Linked DNA regions of Homo sapiens: region 1 is linked to region 2. The links are chromatin contacts, found by Hi-C in ENCODE. All regions are on one chromosome and are shown on one strand. The core of a region is the stretch at or near the end of the contact, and the rest is flanking DNA. Distances in the headings are between cores, read along the strand shown. Region 1 overlaps IL16 (interleukin 16). Region 2 holds the start of FAH (fumarylacetoacetate hydrolase).

Region 1 (2,871 bases), core at 92-2,591, 1.1 Mb before region 2:
AGTCATGGGAAGCTTAGAAGAAAAAAAAAATGTATGTAAAGCAGCAAGCATAATTATTTTCCTCTCTCATTCACCCTGTCCACAGCCGGGCAGGGGGAGTGCCATGAAGTCAGCCAGAAATCAGCATATTGGACAGTGTGAGATGAAGTCAGGTTGTAGGACTTCAGGTAAAACAAAACAAAAAAAAAAAACAACAAAAAACAAAACAGGGGTCAGTGCTGTTCTGCAGGAATTGGTTGCTCCTTCTTCCCTTCTACTTCTCCATGGGTCACAGCAGCAGCACTAAGGAAGCCCAGCTAACATCCTGCCCCAATGCACAGTGTGCAAGTGTGACACACACACACACACACACACACACACATTACTACGGTACTTCCTAGCCTAGACGGGGACTCCCATGGAGCCAGGACACAGTCAGAGACTCCTATTCCAGTCTAGAGCAGGGGTCTCAAACTCAGATGCCTATAGGAGTCAGGCAGGTCCCTAAAATGAGCCAAATGGGCAGATGTGTGATAGGAACTGCAGAGCGCCAACGAGTACATCTGCTCAAAGGGTCAGCTCTACGTAGGCATACAGAACTAGCGCTACCAGATCACTTCCCTAAAGTCCAGGTTTCAATTCAGGTTTTATCATGTATAGAATTCAATATTTTTTTCATCACCATGCAGACCAAATAAAGTACACCTACAGGTTCTTGGGGCACCTGTTTGTACCTTGGCACTAAGGAGTAAACTTATGTCAAAGAATTCACTTGCTCAGCGTCACTAGAGCACCTGACTTGCAGCTGTCCCTATGATCCTAAGACTTGGAGCCCCTAAGACCCAAAGGCATGGAAGGATGAATGTACCTCACTGCACCCTCACCTCCAAGCCCCAACACTAGCCCAACTCTCTCAACTTTTACCCAAGTATCAGGTTACTTGCCTTGTAGAAGGCTCTTCTCATGTTAGAAAGCAAATACTCTCCCCAGAGCAGCTCAGGCAGGATGGCTCTTTGTGTTTTACACGCTCTGCCTCTGTTATTTCATTTGCACTGAGTAAGATCCTGGGGGATGATGGTCCCAGGTGACAAGTGAAAGCCACAGCGAAAGAATCTCAGCACAGCAGCACCTTGGGCTCATCAGACTCACCTACACTCTTGATGTGGAAATTGCAGCTATGAGGCCTCCTTGTATGGAAAACGAGAACCTCCTTATCCTCTCATCCTAGCCTGGATCATTCTAGTGCCAAAAGCCTACGGAGGCCTGGGGCAGCACCTAGAGGGTGCAGGACCCATGAGCCTGAGCTCATTTGACTGCTGGCCCCAGCTCAGCCTGGCCACTTCCTCCCCACACCCCTTTGGGTCATGCTCAGAAAACATATGGGAAGTGAGACTTTCAGAATGACTTGACTGAAGCGTGGGGGACTTGTGAGCCCTGGGATCAGCCACCTCTCCATGCACAGTGGAAATAATGAAAGCTCCAGGTGAGAGCTCTTGTAACCCACATTGTTTACAATGGACAGCATCCCACAACAGACACATGCCAGGACAGCAGCACATGGAATGTGGAAACAGCACTGAACTTGAACTTGGAGACAGAAAACCCAGGTTCTGTAACCTTGATTGAGCCTTACCTTTCTCATTTATAAAATGACAAAAGAAGATGCAAGAAGTCAATCTACTGAAAGTGGTTCACAAGCTAAAAGGCTCTCTTCAAATGGAAGGTCTTACTGTGGTCAAGTGCTACAGTGTCCCACCATCACAGGACGCAACCTGGGTCTGATGTGAGCAGGCTACTCAAGCTACTTCCCCTCTGGCCCAACTAAGGTGGCCACACAGCCATAATAAGCCATTGGTTACTGCAGATGCTTACAAAGGAAACCTACCTTTAATGTTGCTTCATCCAGAACCTTCACCTCCTCGATGAGTTTTTTTAATTCTTCTGAGCTCAGCAGGGAGATAACGGACTGACCAGACTGAAGGGAACTGTGGTCCCCATCATCGTCTTCCTTGGCTTCCGTGAGACCCTCTGTATATTCTCTCAGCTCTGAAAGGCTTTCATAAGGAGAAACAACACACAGTATGAACAACAATATTAAAAAGAGGTAACAGTGATTGTATAATTACTATGTCCCAGGTGTGGTGCCAAGCACTTATGTGCATATTATTTGATGCAACAAATCTATGAGTAGATACTAGCATACCTTCACTCTACAGATATTTCCCAGCAGTGTAAGAATAATAAATAAAACTAATAAATGCAGAGCTACTTTGATCAGAGGGAAGACCAAGCCCCAGCCCTACAGCAGGGACCCTATGGCACGTCTGACATCCTCTTGGTTCTGCATAGAAGGTCTCATCCATCTCCTAATTTCAACTGACAAGGAATCTGAGGGTGAGCATGGAAAGAACCTGCTCATAGTCAGAATCAGTGCCTAAGCTGAGACTAGGACCCAGACATCCTAACTCCCTGACGAGGGAGTTGAACCCACGTGCAGAGTACAAGTGGATTCCATTTGGAGAGTAAGAATTCCTGATGGATAATTTCCTGGCCTCATTCTGGTCTTTCTGAGTAACCGCAGGACATTTCAGATGTGCATCAACCTTCCAAATCTCCACAGGCGTATGTCAGCCCTCATGAGCAATTCACCAGGGAGCCAGTCCCACCTCCTACCTCCCAGCCCTCCTGAAGCCAGATGTTGTGAAAACTCCTCCTTAATGTGAAAGGCAGAGGTGTAATACCTACAGACAGACACACACACACTCAGACATCTGCACACACATGGAAAGAAAGAGGCAGAACAATTCTTTAATCAATATATCTGGGAATTTTTTAAATTATATATAGGATTATTTTTAAAAATAAAGATGAGAAAGAAAAAGATGAGAAAGG
Region 2 (2,700 bases), core at 73-2,572:
ACAAATGTTTCTGTCTAATGGATTTGTGCTCCCAGGAAAGGTGAGGGAGGACACATCTGCCGAGGGCAAAGTGTTTGAGGAGGGCAGAGGGAGGGCTCTGTCTGCAGAAAGGTTGTTGGCCATCACAAGTTAAGATTTAATGTGCCTCAGATTGTGTCCTCCAGGGGATTGAGTGTCCACTTTCTGTATCCTTGCAACATCTGGTCAGCCCGGCCAGATGTGAAACCACAAGTTGACTCTTCTAGACCAAAGCACTTACCGCAGACAGGCCCACAAAAGGCCAGCCACTTGCATCCAATGACAAGCCATGGGGGAAGGAGGGAACCCCACTTTCCAAGAAGAAGCCAACTGCCAGGCCCCTCGTTTAGCAAACATTTCCTGATTCTGGGGTTCTATGGCTTACAGAGATGAATCAGGAGTTTACCTTTAAAGTTGGGAGCAGAAATCTAAGCCAAAAATATCATCAACAAATCCAAGGGAATCTGCTTTTCCAACCTAGGGAACCTCTTATTATCTATTTGCTGATAAACCCCCAGTTTTCAAATACTTCTTTCTACCAATCAGACTACACTGACTTAGTCAAAGTTTGTTTCCCTGCCCTCTTTCTTCTGATCAGTAGGGGAATGCCAGGGAGCCCACACCAGGAGCTGAAAGAATTTCAGCTATAGGCAGAGACACTTGCCATCTTAGATCTCACAACTCTAAGCCAAGAAACGCGCGTGCCCCTCTGACCTGCTACGCATACCGGGTTATCATTTCCCGGGTTCTAGGGTTAGGGGCTATCCAGCGAGATGAACCACCAGCCCTGACCTGGCCTCTTGGGCGAGAGAAACACACCGCAACCACCTCGGAGTAGGCAGCATGCCTGTGTGCTGCAGCTTCCGGTAACAGAATCCTGCTTGCTCTGCTTGTCTGGGAGAGTGACACGATTCATTTCATTTTGCATTTAATTCTCAGCAAACCTGCGGACAATGAGGCTGAAAAGTTAAACAACGTGCACAGCTAGAAAGTTACGAGGCGGGACTCGAGCCCATAGGCACTCTCACGGAACGAATCTTAAGAGAAAAATGGCACAAGCCTCCATCCCGCCCCTCATTCCACTCCATTCCACTCCACTCCACTCCACTCCACTCCACTCCACTCCACTCCCTCCCCGCGCCCGGACGCCAAAGCCCCACTGCTCACGTCGCCTCTGGTCGAGAAGACGCCGTAGGGCAGGTTGTGGATGGGGAAGTCGGAATCCTCGGCCACCGGGATGAAGGACATGCTGAAGAGCACCCGGCACGGCTGCGGGCCTAAGGTGGCGTGCGGAGAGCAGGACTGAACTCGGCCGCTGTGGTCAGGCCCGGCCCCGCCCCCCTGCCCGCCCCCACGGCCTGTCCGGGTGACACAGCAGGGACCCCGGAGGCTCCTACCTGACTTTTGGTCTCACCGTGAACACCCCGCCCCCGAACCCCGAGCCCTGCCCCTCCCCCCTACCCTGACCCCCGCCAGCTCCAGGTCCTCCACAGTCTCGCCCGCCCTTCCAGAGCCCCGCCCCGCCCCTGGCCCCGCCCCCGTGGGCCTCAGGTCCTCCAGTCTCTCCTCCCTCCCTGAGCCCCGCCCCTCCCCTTGCCCCGACCCCGCGAGCCCCAGGTCCTCCACAGTCTCACCCTCCCTCCCTGAGCCCCGCCCCTCCCCTCGCCCCGCCCCTCCCCTCGCCCCGCCTTGCAAGCCCCAGGTCATCCAGTCTCTCCCTCCCTCCCTGAGCCCCGCCCCTCCCCTGGCCCGGGTACCCGAGAGTCCCAGGCCCTCCAGTCTTGCCTCACTCCCCGAGCCCCGCCCCTCCCCTGGCCCCGCCCCCGTCCTGATCCCCGCCCTGTCCGCGAGTCCACGTGGGGGAGATCTGGTTCCAGCCCCCGCTCGGGGCAGCTAGCTGGTCCTACCGAGAGCAAACCCCAGCTTAGCATTTAAGGCTCTGCCCTGCATGACTCCAGCCTCGCTCGCCCCGGCTGCTGCCCTGCTCTTCAGCTCAACAGAACTCTTGTCCGCTTCCTGGAAACACTTTCTCCCCAAGAGCTGCTCCCTGAGCTTCAGAAGAACACCCAGTCGCGTCCTTTCTGCCTTCATACCATGATGCTCCGTCCAGCTATGACACTTCCACTTGTATGTCAGAGAAGGGGACAGTTAGGCCTGTTTGGAAGGCTTCAATTAATGAGAATTAATATTCTAAAAAATATAACTCACCTGTTTCACATGCCAGTAGTAAAATGACGTTGACAAGATGCTCAACCTTGGACAAGTTACTTAAACTTTCTCTACCTCAGCTTCCTTCTCTGTATAATGTTGATGATAATAGTTCCTACTTCACAAAGTTGATATAAGAATGGAATGAATTAATATTTGTGAAGCACCTAGAATAGTGCCTGGCATATACAGGTTATGTGTGTGTGGAAAGAGAGAGAAGGGAGGGAAAAAGAGGAAAGGAGGGGAGGGGGATAAAGGAAAGGAAAGATAAAAGAGAAATAGGAGAAGAGAGAGAGGGAGAAAGAAAAGAAGGAAGACAGGAAAGAAGGGAAAGGCAGACTATCTTAGGGTGGGTTCAAGGTGTTATCTAATCACTCATGTGCAGTCAGCTGCAGTTTTTTGAGACCATGCCACAGCCAGGACACTTGGAACACACCGGAGAGTGTGTCGTTGTGTTATTGTTGGTGTGAATGA

The links. A loop is a pair of places that touch in the nucleus more often than their neighbours do. Pooled maps may share reads with other maps.
Region 1: a pooled map shows a loop between it and region 2 (5-fold over the local background). The contact joins the enhancer-like site here to the promoter of FAH in region 2. A Hi-C loop is called at or near these places in 2 of 37 single-sample maps with no recorded cell type and 11 of 50 pooled maps.

The regions. Positions count from the first base shown.
Region 1 is chr15:81,300,506-81,303,376 of GRCh38, reverse strand. IL16 (interleukin 16) reads right to left here. Exons shown (of 19, transcript NM_172217.5): 15 at 1,865-2,033. Among named protein-coding and RNA genes, the nearest start is that of STARD5, 22 kb to the left of the region's middle. RefSeq lists enhancers at 1-140, 1,482-1,571. Within about 2 kb of position 1,341, at least 13 of the 41 ENCODE cell types and tissues checked have a DNase peak (open chromatin) inside an H3K27ac peak, as active enhancers do.
Region 2 is chr15:80,151,621-80,154,320 of GRCh38, reverse strand. It overlaps FAH (fumarylacetoacetate hydrolase), which reads right to left and starts at 1,322. Exons shown (of 14, transcript NM_000137.4): 1 at 1,186-1,322. The coding sequence starts at 1,266. RefSeq lists a silencer at 1,334-1,893.